Linked DNA regions of Homo sapiens: all the other regions are linked to region 1. A link is a loop called in an ENCODE intact Hi-C map of the cell type or tissue named here. Cell type or tissue: PC-3. All regions are shown on one strand. Region 1 overlaps LOC105372284 (a long non-coding RNA gene). Region 2 has its middle 91 kb from the start of CACNA1A. Region 3 has its middle 120 kb from the start of CACNA1A.

What was found. Peaks named below come from ENCODE experiments on the same cell type or tissue, not always from the same donor. Only the 100,000 strongest peaks of a DNase experiment are listed, where the experiment ranks them.
Region 2: a loop joins it to region 1, with 17 times the contacts of the local background. A loop is called at or near these places in 97 of 110 quality-filtered maps.
Region 3: it touches region 1 in a loop (6-fold over the local background); 7 of 110 quality-filtered maps call a loop at or near these places.

Annotation. Positions count from the first base shown.
Region 1 is chr19:13,714,846-13,722,845 of GRCh38, reverse strand. It overlaps LOC105372284 (a long non-coding RNA gene), which reads left to right. Exons shown (of 7, transcript XR_001754028.1): 2 at 5,607-5,670. Among named protein-coding and RNA genes, the nearest start is that of YJU2B, 29 kb to the left of the region's middle. In PC-3, CTCF peaks have their summits at 1,413, 3,929 (motif pointing right) and 5,247; DNase peaks (open chromatin) are centred at 1,395, 3,935 and 5,305; H3K4me3 peaks cover 797 bases; H3K27ac peaks cover 1,441 bases.
Region 2 is chr19:13,593,927-13,601,926 of GRCh38, reverse strand. No RefSeq gene overlaps it. Among named protein-coding and RNA genes, the nearest start is that of CACNA1A, 91 kb to the right of the region's middle. RefSeq lists an enhancer at 3,938-4,232. In PC-3, a CTCF peak has its summit at 4,090 (motif pointing left); a DNase peak (open chromatin) is centred at 4,086.
Region 3 is chr19:13,618,082-13,626,081 of GRCh38, reverse strand. No RefSeq gene overlaps it. Among named protein-coding and RNA genes, the nearest start is that of CACNA1A, 120 kb to the right of the region's middle. RefSeq lists an enhancer at 3,967-4,688. In PC-3, a CTCF peak has its summit at 4,546 (motif pointing left); a DNase peak (open chromatin) is centred at 4,441; H3K27ac peaks cover 591 bases; H3K27me3 peaks cover 178 bases.

The sequences.
Region 1 (8,000 bases):
ACAGGGAACTGTCTCCTGCAGATGCAGAGAGGGGACTTGCGGCACCAGAGGGACTGCTACAGTGAGGCGGTGATAAAACAGCCCATTAGGCCGGGCACGGTGGCTCACGCCTGTCATCCCAGCACTTTGGGAGGCCAAGGCGGGCGGATCACCTGAGGTCAGGAGTTCGAGACCAGCCTGGTCAACATGGTGAAACCCCATTTCTACTAAAAATACAAAAATTAGCCGGGGGTGGTAGTGCATGCCTGTAATCCCAGCTACTCCAGAGACTGAAGAAGGAGAATTGCTTGAACCTGGGAGGTGGAGGCTGCAGTGAGCTGAGATCACACCGTTGCACTCCAGCCTGGGTGAGAGAGCGAGACTCCATCTCAAAACAACAACAAGAACAAAAACAAAACCCTGGCCCATCAGCCCACAGGGCTATTGTCAGGATTAAGTGCATTAATGCAGTGCTTGGTACGTAGCAACTGTTCAGTGGGTGTTAGCCAGTTCTACAAGATTTCCAACAGCTGGCGATATCATTCTGAGACTATCAAGTCGCTCACCACTCCAGCTTGCCTGGTGATAGTACCTTTATTTCTTGGCATTTCCCAAGACTCGGGAAATTCAGCAGGCCTGCTGGCACTGAGACCAAATATTCTATGTCCCTCAAGAAATATTTCATAAATAGGACAGGGCAGGGTGGCTCATGCCTGTAATCTCAACACTTTGGGAGGCCAAGGGGGGAGGATCGCTCGAGCCCAGGCGTATGAGACCAGCCTGGGCAACATAGCGAAACCCTGTCTCTGAAAAAAAAAAAAAAATTAGCCAGGCGTGAGGGCACACAACTGTGGTCCCAGCAACTTGGGAGGCTGAGGCAGGAGGATCACTTGAGCCTGGGAGGTAGAGGCTGCAGTGAACTATGATTGCACCACTGCACTCCAGCCTGGGTGGCAGAGTGAGATCTTTTCTCAAAAAAAGGAGAGAAATATTTCTTTTTTTTTTTTTTTTGAGACAGAGTCTAGCTCTGTTGCCAGGCTGGGGTGCAGTGGCGTGATCTCGGCTCACTGCAACCTCCCCCTCCCAGGTTCAAGCGATTCCCCTGCCTCAGCCTCCCGAGTAGCTGGGACTATAGGTGTGTGCCACCATGCCCAGCTAATTTTTGTATTTTTAGTAGAGATGGGGTTTCACCATGTTGGCCAGGATAGTCTCGAACTCCTGACCTCATGATCCACCTGCCTCGGCCTCCCAAAGTGCTGGGATTACAGGCTTGAGCCACCACGCCCGGCTGAGAAATATTTCATAAGTCATAGAACTAAGGAAAGTATAATAACTGAAGTTCGAGAACTGAGGTACACCCTCCAGCTTCCTCATGACCATCACAATCCACTTCGCCTCATGGGGCAGTCTATTCTCCACACTGCAGCCAGAGGGAGCCTTTGTTTTTCCTTTTTAGCAAAACTTTTCAAATTTGTATATCAGTTTTTTTCTTTTTTAAATTGAGCCAGGCAGGGTGGCTGTTTTCTGTAATTTCAACACTTTGGGAGGCCAAGGCGGTAGGATCACCTGAGACTAGGAGTTCGATACCAGCCTGGAAAACACAGTGAGACCTCGTCTCTACAAAAAAATACAAAATATTAGCTGGGAGTGGAGGTGCGTGCCTGTAATCCTGGCTGCTCGGGAGGCTGAGGTGGGAGGATGGCTTGGGCCCAGGAGTTTGAGGCTGTTGTGAGCCGAGATCATGCTACTGCACTCCAGCCTGGGTGACAGAGAGAGACTCTGTCTCAATAAACAAACAAAGTTGAACTGAAATTCACAAAACATAAAATTAAGTTTTAGGTTGGGCGCGGTGGCTCACGCCTGTAATCTCAGCACTGTGGGAGGCTGAGGTGGGCGGATCACCTGAGGTCAGGAGTTCGAGACCAGCCTGGCCAATATGGTGAAACCCTGTCTCTACTAAAAATACAAAAAATTAGCTGGGCGTAGTGGCGGGTGCCTGTAATCCCAGCTACTTGGGAGGCTGAGGCAGGACTGGGCAAGAAGAGCAAAACTCCATCTCAAAAAAAAAGAAAAAGTTTAAAAAGAACAGTTCAGTGGCAGTACATTTGCAATGTTATGCAACCGCCACAACATTTAAAAACAAAAAACCACACACACACACACAAAATGAGACAAGTTCTCACTATGGTGCCTAGGCTGATCTCAAATTCTTGGGCTCCAGTGATCCTCCCGCCTTGGCCTCCCAAGTAGCTGAGATCACAGGCGGCTAACCACCTCTATTTAGTTTCAGAATATTTTCATTATCCCCAAAGGAAACCTGTTGTTGGTAAACTTGTGTTGAAGGCCATAGCCAGAACCCCTATAGTATGGGGGTTTCTGGGGAGGTGTTCTACGCATGGTTTTGTAGGGGCATCCTTTGCTGTGCCCTCATATTATTCTACTTTGCTTTCCTCCTCTTCCCATTTAGGCCTGAGCTGGGTAAACAATTAATTGAATCGCTCATCGATTTGTTCATGGATGGTCATTTATTTTGTGTCAGGCATTAGACCAGATGGTAAGGCTACCAGGATGGAATCACTTGCCCTTGCACTTAAGGTAGTTTCATTTGATAGAAGAGGGAAAAAAGAAGGCTGGGCGTGGTGGCTCACGTCTGTAATCCTAGCACTTTGGGAGGCCGAGGCGGGTGGATCACCTGAGGTCAGGAGTTCGAGACCAGCCTGGCCAACATGGTGAAACCCTATCTGTACCAAAAATACAAAAATTAGCTGGGTGTGGTGGTACATGCCTGTAATCTCAACTACTCAGGAGGCTGAGGCTGGGGAATTGCTTGAACTTGGGAGGCGGAGGCTGCAGTGAGCTGAGATAGTGCCACCGCACTCCAGCCTGGGCGACAGAGTGAGACTCCGTCTCAAAAAAATAAAAAAGGTTGTCGGCTGTGTTGTCTAGGCTGGTCTCGAACTCCTGGACTCAAGTAATTTTTATGCTTTGGCTTCCCAAAGGTGAAAGGCAAAGTAATCCTTGCCTGCTATGGTTACAGGCACGATCCACGGTGCCCGGCCATATTCCATGTTTGATAGCAGAGTAGAATGACTATACTTAAAAAAATGTATTGTACTTAGGTGACAGATACCCTGGATACCCTAAATACCCTGATTTAATCACTATGCATTATATACACATAAAAAATGTCTCAGTACACCATAATTTGCACAAATAAAAAAAGTATTCCTTCTCAGCCAGACACGGTGGCTCACGCCTGTAACCCCAGCACTTTGGGAGGCCGGAGGGGCGGATCACTTGAGGTCAGGAGTTGGAAACCAGCCCGGCCAACATGGTGAAACCCTGTCGCTACTAAAAATACCTGTCACGAGTAAAAATACAAAAATTAGCCAGGTGTGGTGGCACGTGCTTGTAGTCCCAGCTACTTGGGAGGCTGAGGCATTAGAATTGCTTGAACCTGGGAGGCGGAGGTTGCAGTGAGCCCAGATCGCACCACTGCACTCCAGCCTGCATGACAGTGAGAGACTTAGGTGATGGATACCCTAAATACCCTGATTTAATCACTATGCATTATATACATGTAAAACATTTCTCATGTACACCATAACTTGCAGAAAGAAAAAAAGTATTCCTCCTGTCTAACTGCAACTTACACTCTTAGACAAAAATCTCTCCACTTCCCACCACTCCCCATTCAGCCCCTGGTAATCATCATTCTTCTCTCTGCATCTTTGAGTTCAACTTTTTTAGATCTCATAGAGGAGTGAGAGCATGTGGAATTGGTCTTTCTGTGCCTGGCTTTTGCATTTAGCATAACATCCTTCAGCATTTCGCTTGCATGCTAATGTTGGCCTCGGTGCCTGGAATTCCATTGACAGATGCATGCTTGTGTCTGACAAGCTTCTCCCCAGAGAGCGCTTAGAGCTGCTCTCCCGATCTGAGGCATGATGCCCACGGGAGGGCACAAGAGCTCCGTCATTACATCTAGGTTTTAGGCGTTGCCTCAAGAGGAGCCTTTTATTTATTTATTTTTGAGACAGAGTTTTGCTCTGTTGCCCAGGCTGGAAGTGCAGTGGCACAATCTCGGCTCACTGCAACCTCCACCTCCCGGGTTCAAGCAATTCTTCTGCCTCAGCCTCCCGAACAGCCGGGACTTCAGGTGTGTACCACCATGTCCGGCTAATTATTTTTATTTTTTGTAGAGATGAGGTCTTGCTATGCTGCCCAGGCTGGCCTTGAACTCCTGGCCTCAAGTAATCCTCCCCACCTTGGTCTCCCAAAGTGTTGGGATTACAGGCGTGAGCCACCACACCTGATCCCACCTGGATTTTTTTAGAGGATAAATTGTATGTTTAGTCTTTGCCTTAGAATGGATACAGGTGGGACTGGCTGGCTCTCTAGGCATTCACTCATGTAAGGATGTTTTCCCATGGGTTTTCATGTCCTTAGCAACTTTGTTCTCTTTAATGTCTTCAATAGCCCCACTCATGAGTTGGGAGGACAGAAATTAGGCAGAGATAAAGGGGAACACATTGATTTGCTTTCTCTGTAAATTTTAATTAACACAGAAACTATTTTTAGAAAAATCACTAAACCAATCACTTCTCCAATTACTTCTCCTTTTGCCCTGAAAGTAGTTAACGATGGGAAATGGCTTTCCCCTAAGTCTCAATTCTTTTTTTCCTCCGCCTCTGTTTCACTCTGTTATTCTTGGGCTGTCTGCTTTTATTTGACATCATGTCCACTCCTGGTCTTTCCAAGTGTTCTCTTTTTTTTTTTTTCCTTTTTCTGAGATGGAGTTTCGCCCTGTCCCCCAGGCTGGAGTGCAGTGGTGTGATCTTGGCTCACTGCAACCTCCGCCTCCTGGGTTCAAGCAATTCTCCTGCCTCAGCCTCCTGAGTAGCTAGGATTACAAGCGTGCACCACCATGCCTGGCTAATTTTTGTATTTTTAGTAGAGATGGGATTTCACCATGTTGGCCAGGCTGGTCTTGAACTCCTGACCTTGTGATCTGCCTGCCTCGGCCTCCCAAAGTGCTGGGATTACAGGCGTGAGCCACTGCGCCCAGCCCCAAGTGTTCTCTTCGATTGCGTCTTCATTTTGCTTTTCTGATAGTTTATTTGGAAAATGGTTTCAGGAAGCAGTAACAGGGATATTGGAAGAGGCAGACAGGTTAGGAGGAAAAGCCAATGAAGAGTGCATTATTGAGCTACTCCTGCAAGTAAATGGTGCAGAAAAAAAGTCAGAATAGTCCCCCAAGCGGATGAGGGTGGGGAGTGACACATTCATTTATTGACTCTGCACTGGTTGAGCGTTACCTCCTCGGGGCTTTATCTCTTCCTAACTTCTGGCAGCATCTGCACGCAGACAGCCTTCAATAGCTGCAAAAAAGCTCCGAGGCAGAAAAATGAGTTGCTGTGGCTGATACTTGAGGTGGGAGGCAGTCTGGGTGCATGGAACTTCTGCCACTTCTACAGGCGTTAGCCACCTCACCCGGCCCAGGGCAGGGATTTTTGCCTGTTGTGTTTACTGCTTGCTACATTCCCATTGCCTTAGACAAAATCTGAGGACTTAAAACAATAAATCCTAAAGAAATGCTTGATGGATCCTAACTGCTAATGCTTTAGTTCAGGTCTTTGTGACTCATCTGGATGCTGTCGAAGAGACAGAGCTGGACACCGGTTAAAAGTGGTAAAGACAGTTTTATTCGGTACTATTGTAATAGGGGAAAAGAGACTTCAGCAGAGAAATGAGCTCAGTTTCCAAAACAGCAAAGACAGATTGGCATTTACAGCCGATGAGCAGAGTGAAGGGTTTAGTGGGTGAAAAATGACTAAGAGGAAACATCAAGCATAGGGGGATTCTTTTTTATTTTTAATAGAGACAGGGTCTTACTATGTTGCCCAGGCTGCTCTTGAACTCCTGGCCTCCAGCAATCTTCCTGCTTTTCCCTCCTAAAGTGTTGGGATTACAGGCATGAGCCACTGCACTCGGCAGATAGGGGGATTCTTGCCAAACCATTGTTGTAGACAATGTTTGTGTCTCCTTCAAATTCATGTTTTTGGTTTTTTTTTTTTTAATTTTATGGAGTCTCGCCCTGTTGCCCAGGCTGGAGTGCAGTGGCATGATTCTCAGCTTACTGCAACTTCCGCTTTCCGGGTTCAAGTGATTCTCCTGCCTCAGCCTCCCAAGTAGCTGGAATTACAGGCCCATGTCACCACGCCTAGCTAATTTTTGTAGTTTTAGTAGAGACAGGTTTTTGCCATGTTGGCCAGGCTGGTCTTGGACTCTTGACCTCAGGTGATCCACCTGCCGTGGCCTCCCAAAATGCTGAGATTACAGGCGTGAGCTACTGTGCCAGGCCCAAATTCATGTATTGAAACCTAATCCTCAATGTGATGGTGTTGGAGGCAGGGCCTTTGGGAGGTGATAAAGTTATGGGACTGGAGCCCTCAGGAATGGGATTAATGCCTCTATCAAACAGATCCCAGAGAGGTCCCTCAACCCTTCCACCATGTGGGGGCACAATGAAAAAATGGTCATCTATGAACCAAGAAGCAGATTCTCAGCAGGCACTGAATGCGCTGGTGCCTTGCTCTTGGACTTCCCAGCCACTAGAATTGTGGGAAATGAATTTCTGTTGCTTTTAAGCCACTCAATCTATGTTATTTTGTTAGAGTAGCCCAAATGGATTAAGATGCTAACTTAAGGATTCTTGCTGAAGGCTGGCCAGGGTGATAAAATATTAAGGATTGGGGTATAATTTAGCAGGATTCTTTGCCAAGACTGACAGAAGCAGGCTAAGGACAGGATCCAAGAATGATGCCTAGTTGAAAAGAGGAGTCATGGGTGGCTCATGCCTGCAGTCCTAGCACTTGGGGAGGCTAGTGTGAAGCTTGCTTGAGCCCTAGGAGTTCAAGACCAGCCTGGGAAAAATAGAGAGACCCCCATCTCTACCAAAAATAAAAATAAAAATAAAAAAATTAGGCGGGCATAGTAGTGCATGCCTGTGGTCCCAGCTACTCAAGAGGCTGAGCCAAGAGGATCGCTTCAGCTCTGGTGGTCGAGGTTACAGTGAGCGCTGTGATCACTGCTGCACTCTAGCCTGGGTGACAGAGTGAGACCTTGTTTCCCAAAAAAAAAGAAAGAAAGAAAAAGAGAGTCTTTATCAATGCTTTCATGGCCTCTTTTTTTTTTTTTTTTTTTTTTTGAGACAAGGTCTCACTTTGTTGCCCAGGCTGGAGTGCAGTGGCACGATCTCACCTCACTGCAACCTCTGCCTCTCAGGTTCAAGCAATTCTCCTGCCTCAGCCTCCCAAGTAGCTGGGACTACAAGTGTGCACCACCACACCCAGATAATTTTTGTATTTTTTTTTTTTTGAGACGGAGTCTCGCTCTGTTGCCCAGGCTGGAGTGCACTGGCGTGATCTCAGCTCACTGCAAGCTCTGCCTCCCGGGTTCACACCATTCTCCTGCCTCACCCTTCCGAGTAGCTGGGACTACAGGCGCCCGCCATCATGCCCGGCTATTTTTTTTTGTATTTTTAGTAGCGACGGGGTTTCACCGTGTTAGCCAGGATGGTCTCAATCTCCTGACCTCGTGATCCACCCGCCTTGGCCTCCCAAAGTGCTGGGATTACAGGCACCCGCCACCACGCCCGGCTAGTTTTTTCTGTATTTTTAGTAGAGTTGGGGTTTCACCATGTTGGCCAGGCTTGTCTCAAACTCCTGACCTCAAGTGGTCTGCCTGCCTCAACCCTCGAAAGTGCTAGTATTATAGGTGTGAGCCACAGTGCCCGGCCCTTTCATGGCCTCTTAACTGGAATTTTTGCATCATATCTCTCTTCCAATCCTCCACATACTACAGATGGATCTTCCTGAGGTGCAAATCTAATCAGATCATCTCCCTCTTTAGACAGGCTTGAATCAGATCTGGACTACATCTTCATTCTCATTTTTTGACACAAGTCATGCTCACTGTATGGGCCAGCCACACTGAACTATGGGCTATGTCGTTCATGC
Region 2 (8,000 bases), 120 kb after region 1:
TTGTCACCCAGGCTAGAGTGCAGTGGCACAATCTTGGCTCACTGCAACCTCTGCCTCCCAGTCTCAAGTGATCCTCCCACCTCAGCCTCCCAAGTAGTTAGAACTACAGGCATGCACCACCATGCCTGGCTAATTTTTGTATTTTTAGTAGAGATGGGGTCTCACTATGTTGCCCAGGCTGGCCTCAAACTCCTAGGCTCAGGCAATCTGACCGCCAAAGTGCTAGGATTACAGGCATGAGCCACCACACCTGGTCCTTTGGCCCTTCCCAGCACTTTTCAACTCCTAATCTCTATATAATGTACCCACTTATTTTGTTCCTTGTCTGTCTCCCTCCTAGAATGCCTTCTCCATGAGGGTGGGGACATTTGCCAGTCTTATTCATGGCTGCGTCCCCAGGACCTAGCACAGGGCCAGGCACAAATTGGGTGGTCGCTCAGAGTTTGTTGAATGATTAAGTGATTGGAGATAAAAATCTTGGGGCTTCAAGGTCCTTTGGTGTGTTGAGTGTCCACCTGATAAATGTGTGAGTGGAGGAAACCCTGTCTCTTTTCTCTTTCCAAAAACCAGCTGTTGGCCAGGCACGGTGGCTCATGCCTGTAATCCCAGCACTTTGGGAGGCAGAGGCGGGCCGGTCACTTGAGATCAGGAGTTCAAGACCAGCTTGGCCAACATGGTGAAACATGAAACATGGTGAAACCCCGTCTCTACTAAAAATTCAAAAGTTAGCTGGGCGTGGTGGCGCACGCCTGTAGTCCCAGCTACTCAGGAGCATTGCTTGAACCCGGGAGGTGGAGGTTGCAGTGAGCCAAGATCACACCACAACTCCAGCCTGGGCAACAGAGTAAGACTCCATCTCAAACAAACAAACAAACAAACAAACCAAAGAGCCGTAACCTGGTGTGGTGGCGTGCACCTGTCATTCCAGCTACTCAAGAGGGAGGCTGAGGCAGGAGGATTGCTAGAGCCCAGCAGTTCCAGACCAGCCTGGGCAATATAGCAAGACCCCATCTCTAAAAAAAAATAAAAATGAAGTTAAAAAAACAGAGAACCTGGTGAGAAGCAGTGTGGCTGGACAGGTGGCCACTCACATGTGGATTTATTTATTTATTTATTTATTTTTTGGAGACAGAGTCTCACTGTCACCCAGGCTGGAGTGCAGTGGTGGGACCTCGGCTCACTGCAACCTCTGCCTCCTGGGTTCAAGCGATTCTCCTGCCTCAGCCTCCTGAGCAGCTGGGATTACAGGCATGTGGATTACAGGCATGGGCCATCATGCTCGGCTAAATTTTTGTATTTTTAGTAGAGACAGGGCTTCACCATGTTGGCCAGGCTGGTCTCGAACCCCTCACCTCAGGTGATCTGGCTACCTCTGCCTCCCAAAGTGCTAGGATTACCTGGGGGAGCCACTGCACCCAGCCTTCCACGTGCGTTTAAAACTGCCTCTTGAACTCACCCTTTCAGCTTTCCAGAGCTCACAGGACCAAGGGACTGAGGGAGAGCCAACCCCCAGGCCCATGGTGGCTCATTTTGCAGAAGGAGACATAGAGATGCTGAGAAATCCAGCATCCCGCCCTCTGTGGCCGGCACCTGGGAGGTGGAGCGAGTGCCCGCGGCACAGCCTCATAGTGTTTTGCTCCATGGGGCACATATGTTGCCGGGCAGCTCCTAAGAACTGGCTTTCTGGGCCCTGAGTTGCCAAGGAACTACTAAATCCCGGCCAGCCTGGGCTGGGGTGTATTTTGACTTTCTGCGAAGGAGGGTGGGGCGGCCTCTCCTTGTCTTCTGAGTTCCCTTCTCCTTGCCCTCTGTGAGCTCTGTCTGCCTCTCCCTCACACTGGCCCTCTCTGTCTCCTCTTTCTTCTTCTAGTTTCCCCCTCACTGTGCTGGAGGGAGAAGACCCTGGGATTTCTGAGCGAGGCCCGTGGATGTTGAAGTCTTCCTGGGTCCCCGACTCCATGCTCTCGCGCCCCAGTTACTATGACGCCCTGCACAACCGCAGCTCGGGGCACGCCCAGCGCCCTGCAGGACACTCGGCCTCCCCGGCTCAGCATCTGCTTCGAGGGCCCCCCTCTGAGGCGGCGGGGCGGCGTGGTGGATCACCGAGATGTCATCTTGGCCCACCAGGCCCACAAAATCCACAGCACCCCCCAGGCCAGGAGGAAAGAATGGGAGTGAGTATGCCTGGGTGGTGGTGATCGGGGGGCGGTGCGGCTGTACCGGGGATCCCTTGGGGGTTAGGATGTTTTTGGCGAGCTTTTTCGGGGAGCAAATTCATGCAGCTGGAACATATTGATAAGGCTGTGCTGGCTTCTGAAATCTCAAAATCCTTCCCTGCTAACTGATCAATACTGGTTGCCTTATGCCCCCCGGACACCCCCATCCGGCTCTGTGAATCCCTGAGCTGCCCCAGGCTGAGGCAACAGAGATTAACCATGGATGGGGCAGCCAGGACCAGGCTCCCAGGATTGTGAGTGTCCACTCTGATGGGTTGGCAAATCTTTCTTTCTTTCTTTCTGGTTTTTTTTTTTGTTTTTTTTTTTTGAGACTGAATCTTGCTCTGTCACCCAGGCTGGAGTGCAGTGGCCCAATCTCGGCTCACTGCAAAGTCCGCCTCCTGGGTTCAAGAGATTCTTCTGCCTCAGCCTCCCAAGTAGCTGGGACCACAGGCACACGCCACTATGCCTGGCTAATTTTTGTATTTTTAGTAGAGACGGGGTTTCATCATATTGGTCAGGCTGGTCTCAAACTCCTGACCTCAAATGATCCACCCGCCTTGGCCTCCCAAAGTGCTAGAATTACAGGCGTGAGCCACTGCGCTCAGCCAGCAAATATTTCTGTTGAGATGGCTGAGAAATGCTGCTTTCTGGGGAAAAACGTGGGAATCCCATTTCTACTTCCAGTGTTGAGTTGAAATCTGCGGGTTTCAGGGCTGAAGACAGAAGTGTGTGAAGGCAGAGAGGGACCTAGATAGGGCTGGGAGTACGTGGTGGCTTCAGTTGAGTCTGGTTCTGGGTCCCCCTTTCTCTTTGTCAGTGACCCCAAAAGTGGGTCTTCTGGTGGGAGACACTGGGGGTGGAACTGGCTCTGTCATGTAGTTGCTGCTGGGCAATGTTGGATGAATGGCTTTCCTGAGCTGGGGTCTTGGCTGTTCGAGGGTTGAAGGTGGTTTGTGTGAAGGTTCAGTCTCAGGCCGGCCCCTACGCATCCTTTTCCACACAGTGGGGGAGCTACTGGGTTTTTTCTTTCCTTCCTCCCTCCTTCCCTCCCTCCCTCCCTCCCTCCCTTCCTTCCTTCCCTCCCTCCCTCCCTCCCTTCCTTCCTTCCTCTTTCTTTCCCTCCCTCTCTCCTTTCCCTCTTTTCTTTCATTTCCTTTTAAGACAGTGTCTCTCTTCTCTCTCTCCTCCTTCCTTCCTTTTTTCCTTCTTTCCTTTCTTCCTTCCTTCCTTTCCTTCCTTCCTTCCTTTTTGACAGGGTCTCTCCTTCCTTCCTTTTCTTTTTTCCTTCCTTCCTTCTTTTCTTTTTTCCTTCCTTCCTTCCTCTCTCTTTCTTTCTTTCTTTTTATTTCTTTCTCTTTTCTTTCTTTCCTTTTGAGACAGGGTCCCTTCCCTTCCCTTCCCTCTCTTCTTTTCTCTTTCCCTTTCCCCTTCCCCTTTACTTTCCTTTTCCTCAAAAGTTTTTTTTTTTTTTTGGCAAAGGCACAGGCCTAGGGTGGATTCCTGAGCAGACATCAGGAGTGTGGGATGAGAATATAAATATTATTTTGATTGGAGCTGAGGCTGATATGGATACTAATCAATTTAGGGGACCCCAAAATTTACTCTCTTACCCTCTTGATGCTCCCGACCTGACCCTGTGGGAAGCACCCTTCACCAGACACCCACCCTGGCCCCATTTTTCCATTTGCAGGAGAGGAAGTGGGGTTATAAATGCCATTTGAGTTGGGAGGGTGCTGGTGAGGGAGTGTGTAAATACAGGGTGCAATGCAAACTGTTTTATTAAAATGAGCCTTTGCTCATTTTGAATCAAAGAACTTCAGGATGGGGCCAGGGTGGTGCAAGCTTGGCCCCGAGGTGGTTTCCTGAGGTTAGTCTGACATCTACTGGCGTGTTTGAGCATCATTTAGGAAGGCATGTTGTGACTTCCCCACCACCTGCCACAAAACTGGGTTCCTCTTAACCTCCCCTCCATCCACTCATCTGTCCACTCACCCACCCACCACCCACCCATTTAAACTTCTAATTGTGCATGCATCCATCCATCCATCCGTCCATCACCCATCCATCTTTCTACCCATCAATCCATTCATCCACCTCCCTGTTCTTTCTCCCATCCATCCATTTTCCAGCCATCCAACCAACTTCCCATTCACCCACCTGTCCACACATCTATCCATCCACCCAACCCACCCACCCACTCACCCATTCTTCCATTCACCCATTCATCCATCCATTCTTCCATCCATTCTTCCATTCATTCTTCCGTCCATCCACCCACCTATCATCTTATATACCAATCTGTCCATCCACCCATCCATCATTCCATAAATAACCAGGAAAAGCACCTATTCCCTTTAACGTCTGCCTTGGTTTCTAGAACCCATAAAAGTTTCTTTAATTTATTTTCATTTTTACAAATTTTAATTAATTAATTAATTTTGGAGGCAGGGTCTTGCTCTGTCACCCAGGCTGGAGTGCAGTGGCCCTATCACGGCTCACTGCAACCTCTGCCTCCTGGGTTCAAACGATCCTCCCACCTCAGCCTTGCAAGTAGCTGGGACTACAGGTGCATGACACCATGCCCAGCTAATTAAAAACAATTTTTTTTGGTAAAGATGGGATCTTGCTATGTTGCTCAGGTTGGTCTCGAACTCGTGGGCTCAAGCGACCCTCTTGCCTTGGCCTCCCAAATTGCTGGGATTACAGGCATGAGTCACCATGCCTGGCCCAAAGCGTCCTTATAGCCATGATCTCCAAACTTCTGAACTCCTACCCCAGCCAGCAAAACAATTTTTGAGCACACTCATAGCTGAAATGCGTAGCCACGGCCCATGCATTTTTAGTTATATATAATTTATAAAAATATTTTGCTAAATGTGTTATATGCACTGTAAAATACACATAAAAATAAAAACGTGAAAAGGATGAGACATCAACAAGATATATATATTTCCAAATGGCTTAATAGTTTGATTTAATAGTACAACACGCTTCTACCCTTATGTTTTAGAAGTTTGCCTTCGCTTTTTGAATACCGTGCTCTGTGAGAGCTTTTTATTCTGAAGATGTTCCAATACACTAAAAGTAGGAAAAAGAGGTCAGTGAGACTTTCGTATCCATTAAAATTTAATAATTATCAGGATTGTGCCAGACTCACATCATAAATCCATATCCTCTTTCTGAGATGTTTAAAAGTAAATCCCTGACCTTATGTGATTTTTGCAAACTTCAGACTACATCTCTAAAGCACACAGACACATCTTAATCACATCACACTGACAATATTAATCATGATTTTTATATCTAATTTCTGGTCCACATTCAGATTTCCTTGCTCATCTTTTTACAGTTGAGTTTTTTGAATCAAGAAGGCTTGTGTGTTGCATTTCATCGTTTCTCTCTCTTTTTATTGTGGTAAAATACACACAACGTAAAATTGACCATTTTAACCATTTTTAAGCATACAGTTCAGTGGCATTAAGTAGATTCGCATTGTTGTGCAACCGTCACCACCATCCATCTCCAGAACGTTTTGTTTGTTTTGAGACAGAGTCTCGCTCTGTCTTCCAGGCTGGAGTGCAGTGGCATGATCTTGGCTCACTGCAACCTCCATCTCACGGATTCAAGGGATTCTCCTGCCTCAGCCTCCCGAGTAGCTGGGATTATAGGCGCCTGCTACCACGCCCAGCTAATTTTTGTATTTTTAGTAGAGATGGGATTTGGCCATGTTGGACAGGCTGGTATCGAACTCCTGACCTCAAGTGGTCAGCCCCGCTCAGCTCCCAAAGTGCCAAGATTACAGGCATGAGCCACCATGCCCGGCTGATCTCCAGAACTTTTTCATCACTCCAAACTGAAACTCTGTCTCCATGAAACACTCACTCCCCAGCCCCTGGCACCCATCATTCCACTTTCTGTCTCATGAATCTGATGACTCTGGGGACCTCATATAAGTAGAAACATACAGCATTTGTCCTCTTGTGTCTAGCTTATTTCACTAAGCATAATGTCCTCCAGGTTTATCCATGTTGTAGCATGTGTCAGAATTTTCTTAGTTTTTAAAGCTGAATAATATTCCATTGTATGAATAGACCACATTTTGTCCGTCCATCTATCCATCCATCCATCCATCCATCCATCCATCCATCCATCCATCCACCCATCTATCCATCTATCCATCCATCCATCCATCCGTCCATCCATCCATCCATCCATCCACCCATCCATCCACCCACCCACATATCCATCCACCCACCCACATATCCATCCACCCACTCACCCATCCATCCACCCATCCACCCATCCATCCACCCATCCACCCATCCATCCATCCAGCCATCCACCCACATATCCATCCACCTACTCACCCATCCATCCATCCATCCATCCATCCATCCATCCATCCATCCACCCGTCCACCCATCCATCCACCCACCCATCCATCCATCCATCCACCCACCCATCCATCCATCCACCAACTCACCCATCCATCCACCCACCCATCCATCCATCCATCCATCCATCCATCCATCCATCCATCCATCCATCCATGAACACTTGGGTTGCTTCTATTTTCGGGCTATTGAGAATAATGCTACTATGAACATAGGTGTACAAATAACTCTTGGAGACCCTGCTTTCCATTCTTGGAGATATATTCCTAGAAGCAGGGTTGCTGGATCATATGATAATTCTATATTTAATTTTCTGGTAGTCATGTCTTCTATGTCTTACTTAGTCTACAGCAGTCTCTTTCTGATCCCCTATTTTCTACCCTATTGACTCTGAGAATAAACCAGATAAATCATCCTGTAGAATGTCTCCTATTATTATTATTGTTATTGTTATTATTATTTAGAGACAGGATCTTCCTCTGTTACCCAGGCTGGAGTCCAGTGGGGGCAATCATAGCTCAGCGAAGCCTTGAACCCCTGGGCTCATGTGATCCTCCCTTCTTAGCCTCCCCAGTAGCTAGGACTACAGGAGTGTACCACCACACCTGGCTAATTTTTTATTTTTGTAGAGACAAGTTCTCACTATGTTGCCCAGGCTGGTCTCAAACTCCTGGCCTCAAGTGATCCTCCTGTCTCAGCCTCCCAAATCACTGGGATTATACATGTAAGCTACTGCATCTCCTAAGCATCTTCCATTCTTCATTGCTGTTTGGAAGCTTTATTTTTATAACTGTGGTGGTTTTGTCCACCAGTAGGAACCCCACCCAGGCACGGTACATGCCACAGTGAGGCTTACGTGATTTCACCTCACCGATTGTCTTCATGAGAATTCTGAATGTTTTCTGGCCACCTTCTGATAGCGATTGAATTAGATCACCACCGTGATTACTTCTCATGACTGACAGACTTTGGTCTCTTTGCTCATTTCTGCTTCTGTTACTATCTTCTTCAATCCTCTTTCTCTCTCTCTCTCTTTTTTTTTTTTTTTTTTTTGAGACAGAGTCTTGCTTTGTCACCCAGACTGGAGTACAGTGGCGTGATCTCAGCTTACTGCAACCTCTGCCTCCCGGGTTCAAGTGATCCTTCTGCCTCAGCCTCCCAAGTAGCTGAGATTACAGGCACCTGCCACCACGCCCAGCTAATTTTGTATTTTTAGCAGAGACGGGGTTTCACCATGTTGGCTAGGCTGGTCTTGAACTCCTGGCCTCAAGTGATCCGCCCACCTTGGCCTCCCAATGTGTTGGGATTACAGGTGTGAGCCACTGCGTCCGGTCTCAATATTTGCTTTCTAGGCAGGAATCTTTTAAAGCCACGTGTCCACTTTATC
Region 3 (8,000 bases), 97 kb after region 1:
CTCGTCTCTACTAAAAATACAAAAATTAGCCGGGCATGGGGGAGGGCGCCTGTAATCCCAGCTACTCGGGAGGCTGAGGCAGGAGAATTGCTTGAACCCAGGAGGCGGAGGTTGCATTGAGCTAAGATTGCCCCACTGCACTCCAGCCTGGGCGACAGAGCAAGACTCTGTCTCAAAAATAAATAAATAAGTAAATAAATAAATAATAAAATAAAATGCAATTCCATAGCACATTCACGATGTTGTGAAAACCATCACCTTTATCTAGTTCCAGAACATTTTCATGACCCCGAAAGGAAACCCCATCCCTGACAGCAATCACTCCACATTCCCTCTCCACCTGCCCCTGCCAATCACTCACCTGATTTCCATCTCTATGGATCTGCCTACTCTGGACAATTTGCATAAATGGAATCCTACACCATGTGGTCTTTTGTGTCTGCCTTCTTTCACTCAACATCATGTTTTTGGGGTTCATCCACGTTGCAGCACGGATCAGTGCTTCATTCCGTTTCATGGCTGAATAATATTCCATTGCATAGCTATGCCATATTTTATTTATGTGGTGCTGTTTCCTGGAGTTTTTAAAAAAGCAAATCCAGGTATCATATCACCTTATCCATAAATACTTCCATATGCATCTCTAACAGACAAACACTTTTAAAGAACACCATAACCAAATACCACCAACAGTCCTTACAAAACTCACATGAATTCTTTAAAATCCCCTGACACCCAGTCAGGTTCGATTTTCCCCACCTGTCTAAATGCTGCTTTGTTCTTAATGAGGTAGATTCTCCCCATTTTGGCTCAGCCTTGGGAAAAATACGGAGATTCTCTGTGCCCTTGATGCTGCTGCTGCTTCTTCTTTTTTTTTTTTTTTTTTTAAATGAGACAGAGTTTCTCTCTTGTTGCCCAGGTTGGAGTGCAATGGCACAATCTCAGCTAACTGCAGCCTCCGCCTCCCAGGTTCAAGCGATTCTCCTGCCTCAGCCTCCTGAGTAGCTGGGATTACAGGCACCTGGCTAATTTTTGTATTTTTAGTAGAGACAGGGTTTTGCCATGTTGGCCAAGCTGGTCTCAAACTCCTGACCTCAGGTGATCCACCCGCCTTGGCCTCCCAAAGTGTTGGGATTACGGGCATGAGCCACCGCACCGGCCTCTTGATGCTTCTTATAGGAAAAACAAAACCCCTATCTTTAACAGGAGGCCCCTTTGAAAAGAGACATGGGATTACCCTAGTTTTGAGAGCATAAGTCTACACAGATTGCAAACAAACTTACCAAGTTGTAATGGATTGGTGTTTTGCATGAAAGGACTCAACTTTCCTTTTCCTGCCTTTCTTCTTTAATAATACAACCCCTCTGCCTAAGGGAGGAGATCAGGGTACTGGGAAGCTGTTTCCAGAATGAACACGACAGACTCAGAGAGGAGGCTAGCAGCTGTCCTCTAATTATCATTTTTCTAAGAGCATAAATAATTTAGGTTGCAATGTGGCGGAGTGGAGATGGTTAAATTATAACACGATTCCATATCCCTGCTGCCTGATGCCTATTCTACACGCCCCCTCCCCGGACCCCCGACAGGAACCAGTGGAAGAGAGAGAATACTCTTCTTACCACCGTTCCTCTGCTCTTTAAGGGAAGCCCGAACGGGGGGAAAAAGTCTCCTTTTTGAGACAACAGTTTTGCCCTGTGCTGGGAGGTCCCAGTGCGGTGTTAAGGGGCATAGAGAAGAGAGCAAGAAATCGTGAATTATTTTTCCCCCTGAGGAGCAGTGGCCTGGCTTGTTCTCAGCTTCTGCCTTGCCTGGATTGATCTCCCCAGGCTGGGTCCCCGTGTAGCACTTAGCTAAAGATGATCAGCAGCTGAGAACGATCGGTCCTCCTTTCCCTCCTCCCAGCATCAGGGAAACCTCCTCCTCCTCTTTTTTTTTTTCCCTTGGCAGCTGATACAGCAACCCCGTTCAGTGTCTGCTTTTGTGGGGAGCCCTCTGCTCAGAAAACTGCTCTTCTTGGCACCCACTTTTCTCCCTCCTGTCTCTGGGCCACCCTTCTTCTTTCCACTGGGTGGGCCATGGATGCATGGACTTCAGATAGCTCGGACCCCTGGGTGCTGACGAGATGGGACCCTCGGGACCCCTGGAGGACTCGCAGTGCTGACCACTAGCCGCGTCGCCTGAGCCCCAGCGCTGATGCGATACAGGTGAGTGGGGCTTCTGAGAGCGGGGGACGCTGGAGGCAAAGTCCTGCAGGGAGTTTAATCTTTCTTTCCTTGCTGCAAATTACCTCCATCTGCAAAGGTAGAAATACAAAGATCTTCCCCTGCTCCCTCTATGAAGAGTTTTTCTTTGCGGGCGGGCAGCTTATTTCCAGATTTCACTTGCTTCTGCCTTAAGAACCTCTTCCCTTTTCTGAACAGTTTCTCTTGCTGGGAAGAAGGGGGGCAGACTCTTCATTTCCAGCGTATTCCTGTTTCTTTCTTAAAAATCCATTTTCATTCAATTGCCCTTGGCAACCCCCCTCCCAGCAACCGATGTCTTTGCCATCTGCCCTGAACATGTGACGTTTTCCCAAGAATGAGAATTTCTGACCTAAGTCAAATTCTACTTTTTTATATCTTCCCCACCCCCCCTCATTCAAGTCCACATTTTAAGTCTCGTGCTGCTTTGAACAAGTGACAACATTTAGAATTATGAAATATCCCCTCACCGCTCCCCACCCCCCAATTGCCCATGGCTTTGGGGACCCCGAACAAAAGTTCCCGACGCCTGTGTGCCTGGGCCTTGTTTGCTGTGATCGACGCGGCGTGAATGTGTTGGGAAAAGAGAGATAAATGGCAGATGGAGTTTAGGCTGTTGGGAATAATTACATCGTCTTAGGAAACCACTTCTTCCTTTTAATATTTAATATTCTTCCCTCTCTTGCCCCACTTGAAGGAAAAGCAGAGAAAGAGCTGGACACCCCCTCTAAGCCATTCCCCCCTTGCCCCTTCCGCCTTTTTTCTTTAATTTTGAACCGAGTTGTCTGGGTGGCTTTTGTTTCTCAATAAGTGGGAAAAACTGGCAGCAGAATTCCTCTTCTCCCCTCTCCTTCCTTTGAAGCTAACAGCTTCGTACAACAGACGCTGCTGGGGACGGCAGGGCATGGGGATCATGTTGATTGCTCCAGGCTCCTTCCTTAGAGGCTCCTGAGAGACTGACCCAGGAGAAGGAGCCAATTTAGAATGTCAACAGGAGGTCAGAGCACCTTCCCAGAGGCTGAACCAACAAGAGGGAAGCTTCTCTCTCTCCTCCTTCTCCTCAAAGCCCTAGGTGCTGTGGAGGAATATTCTCTAGGTATCCCTGGCTCAGGGCTCCTGTCCTGTTCAGAGACAGTGACTCTAGGGCAGCCTTGCCGTGTCCTGCACCTGCTCTTTCAGGGATAGCCTTCAGTTGCTTGCAGGGATCTCAGGTGCTTACAGCTGACACAGACCTCCCCTTACCCATGTGACCCCTAGTCCATCCTCAACACCCCAATACCAGGCTGCAGGAAGTCTCCCCAACTACAGAAGTCTAAGAGGCTGAGTTTATCCCTGTGTGGATACTCCATTTTCCTCCAAGACACAGAGATCTCAGGAGATGTATCAAGATGTCACTCGGTGGCCGGGCGCAGTGACTCATGCCTGTAATCCCAGCAGTTTGGGAGGCCGAGGTGGACGGATCACTTGAGGTCAGGAGACCGAGACCATCCTGGCTAACATGGTGAAACCCCATCTCTACTAAAAATGCAAAACATTTGCCGGGCGTGGTGGCAGGCGCATGTAGTCCCAGTTACTCAGGAGACTGAGGCAGGAGAATTGCTTGAACCCGGGAGGCGGAGGTGGCAGTGAGCCGAGATCATGCCATCACACTCCAGCTGGGGCGACAGAGCGAGACTCCGTCTCAAAAAAAAAAAAAAAAGTCACTCGGTGCAAATGCCACTTTCCCTCCACATAAGATGGGTTCAATTCAATGCAGCCTCCCCAAAAAGAAAACAGAAGATCATTACAGGGGTCAGGAGGGAGAGGGTGGATTTGACACTGAGTGAAATTACTGAGCAAATGACCTGTAAAACTCGTGGACATCAAAAGCTCTGGCAGAGGGTTTCATTTATTATTATTATTATTTAAAATGTTAGGGCATAGGACCAGAGGGCCCTCTGGGCCCAGGGCAAATGAGGGAGCTTCTATTCCAGGATCCTTCAACCCTAGCTGTCTCCACAGTGACAGACAGACGAACGCTCTGGGTAAGCATTTTCCACCCCCTTATAGGCCAAGTTTGTCCAGTGGACGAGGGAGGACTGACTTAGCCTCCGGGGAAGAAATCCTCCCCTCAAAGTGCAGGTCTTGGCCAGTCCCAGGCTCCACTCAGCCCTGCTGAGTTAGAATCTGCATTTGAACTTGAGGCTGGGTGAGTCATGAGCCAGTCAGCATCTGAGAAGCCCTGGAGGCCACATACTCATTGGCGTGTGACCCAGGGGAGCCACTCAGCCCTCTGTGCCTCAGTGCCCCCTGCTGACTGCAAGGATGACGATGGCGTCTGTGTCTTAGCATTGCTGAGAAGCCCAGCCACAGGTGATACCCAGTGGCAGGCACCTAGTACGTGCTCACTAAATGTTGGCTACTTTCAAATTACTCTCCAGAGCATGTGTTTGATTTATTTTTATTTTTTATTTATTTATTTTTGAGACAGAGTCTTATTCTGTCACCTAGGCCGGAGTGCAGTGGTGCAATCTTGACTTACTGCAACCTCCGTCTCCTAGGTTCAAGCCATTCTTCTGCCTCAACTTTCCAAGTAGCTGGGATTACAGGCACCCGCCACCATGCCTGGCTAATTTTTGTATTTTTAGCAGAGACGGGGTTTCACCATCTTGGCCAGGCTGGTCTTGAACTCCTGACCTCGGGTGATCCACCCACCTCGGCCTCCCAAAGTGCTTGGATTACAGGTGTGAGCTAACACACCCAGCCAATTTCTTTTTAAATTATGGTAAAAAAACACATAGAGCATACCATTTTAACTATTTGATTGATTGACTGATTGATTGAGACAGGGTCTCACTCAACGCCCAGGCTGGAGTGCAGTAGCCCGATCTCGGCTCACTATAACCTCAACCTCCAGGGCTCAGGTGATCCTCCCACATCAGCCTCTCGAGTAGCTGGTACCACAGGCGTGCGCCACCACACTCAGCTAATTTTTTATGTATTTTTGTAGAGATGAGGTTTTGCCGTGTTGCCCAGGCTGGTCTTGAACTCCTGGGCTCAAGCAATCCACCCGCCTCAGCCTCCCAAAGTACTGGGATTACAGGCGTGAGCCACCATGCCCGGTCTCTGATTTCTTTTTTAGTTCACATTTCTTTCTTCTTCCTGTACCACTTGTCTTACCCTCCATGAAATCGTCCTGGTCAGACATGAGTAACAGAACCCTACTAGTTAGTATGGACCCTACTAACTCATACATTAATTCTTAGCTACCAACACCAAAATCTTGAAGATGGTAGGCAGACACCATCTTCAAACATCTTTTTTCAGGACTCAACTCAAGGGCTACTCACTTTTTTTCCCCAAAGGGACTACAACTTTTGGTGTACAGTTATTTTTCTCTCCAGCAAAACCAACACTACATTTTCTTTTGACCCCCCAAGGGGAGGCAGGTTTTGTTTTGTTTTTGAGACGGAGTCTCGCTCTGTTGCCCAGGCTGGAGTACAGTGGCGTGAACTCGGCTCACTGCAACCTCCACCTCCTGAATTCAAGTGATTCTCCTGCCTCAGCCTCCTGAGTAGCTGAGTACAGGTGCATGCCACCACACCCAGCTCATTTTTTATATTTTTGGTAGAGACAGGGTTTCATCATGTTGGCCAGGCTGGTCTCGGACTCCTGACCTCAGGTGATCCGCCTGCCTTGGCCTCCCAAAGTATTGGGATTATAGGCGTGAGTTATGGTGCCTGGCCGGGAGGCAGTTTTTAGGTGATTTCTCTAGAGTCTTAAGATCCCAAGATGAATGATAATTGGATCACAGTGGTACACAGTTGGTAGTTAATAAATATTTGTTGAACAAACAAAGCATATCAGAATTCAAAATGACCACTGAGGGCTGGGCACGGTGGCTCACGCCTGTAATCCCAGAGCTTTGGGAGGCCAAGGTGGGAGGATTGCTTGAGTTTGGGAGTTTAAAACTAGCCTGGGCAACAGAGCAAGATCTCGTTTCTATAAAAAATTTTAAAATTAGCCAGGCATGGTGGCCAATGTCTGTGGTCCCAGCTCTCGGGAGGCTGAGGTGGGAGGATCGCTTGAGCCCAGGAGTTAGAGGTTGCAGGGAGTTCTGATTGTGTCACTGCACCCCAGCCTGGGCAACAGAGCAAGACCCTGTATCTAAAAAAAAAAAAAGCCAGAAAATGACCTCCATAATGAATTATTGCTTTAACATGTTAATATGTTGATGACACACACAGACACTGTCTGGCCAAAGAGGCAGGATAAATGAGGGACATGGTGAAACACCTACCAGTTGCTCAATATTGAGGAGTCAAGAATACCTAATCAGGAAAAAAATTCAAGGAGATAGAATAAAAGCAACATTACCCACCCACTCCTGCCCAAGAATGACTTAAGAGAACAGATGCATGGTTTAGTTTGTGGGAGAAACATTAGAGAAATACAGTCCCTGTGGGAGGAGTTTTATTTTTTTCCTGGTACTCTGTACTGTTTCCTTTTAGTTCTCCAATGCTGATGAAGTCAAGCAAGTTTGTGAGAGAGACAGAGAGAGAGAGAGAGAGAGAGAGAGAGAAGGTGGACAGGGGATGACACATGGTGCTAAGTGTCCAGGTATTTGGTTCAGTTTCAGTATTGACCTGATGCCACTGGTTTTGCCTTGCTTGGACAAGAGGAATAATTGATCCACCTTCTTCCTTCCTTCCTTCCCTTCCTTCCCTTCCTTCCCTTCCTTCCTTCCTTCCTTCCTTCCTTCCTTCCTTTCTTCCGTCCCTCCCTCCCTCCCTTCCTTCCCTCCCTCCCTTCCCTCCCTCCCTCCCTTCTCCTTCCTCCCTCCCTTCTCCTTCCTCCCTCCCTCCTTTCCTTCCTACCTTCCTACCTTCCTTCCTTCCTTCTTTCCTTCCTTCCTTCCTTCCTTCCTTCCTTCCTTCCGTCCCTCCCTCCCTCCCTCCCTTCCTTCCCTCCCTCCCTTCTCCTTCCTCCCTCCCTCCTTTCCTTCCTTCCTTCCTTCTTTCCTTTCTTTTTATTTCTTTCTTTCATCCTTCCCTCCTCCTTCTCTCTCTTTCTTCCATCTTTCTTTCTTCTTCCCTCCTTCCTTCTCTCTCTCTCTCTCTCTCTCTCTCTGTCTCTGTCTTTCTTTGTCTGGCTCTGTCACCCAGGCTGGAATGCAATGGCTTGATCATAGCTCACTGCAGCCTCAACCTCCAGGGCTCAAGTGAACCTTCTACTTCGGTCTCCCTCGTAGCTGGGACTACAGGTGTGTACCACTGCACCTGGCTAATTTATTATTTTGTTGTTGTTGTTGAGATAGGGGGTCTCCCTATGTCGCCCAGGCTGGTCTTAAACTCCTGGCCTCAAGCAATCCTCTGGCTTCAGCCTCCCAAATTGCTGGGATTACAGAGGTGAGCCACCGCACCTGGCAATCTGCCTTTCAGCAATTATTTATTGAGTTCTTCCTGTTGGCCAGGCACTGTGCTAGGCTTTGAGGATTCAACAGAGAATGAAACTATCATTGTAAACACAGTAATAACAGTAGCAAACACTCATATTGGGGCTTACCATGTGTGGGACACTGTCCTGGGCATGCTGCATAGAATTAAGTTATTTCATCCTCACAATGACACTGTGAAGGATGTGTTTTTATTATCCCCATTTTACAGATGAGGAAACTGGCCCAGAGAGGTGGAGCGATTTACCCAAGGTCACATAGCAGGAGGCAGCTGATCCTGAATCCAAGCCCAAGCAGTCTGGTTGCAAAGATGGGGATATTTCTCT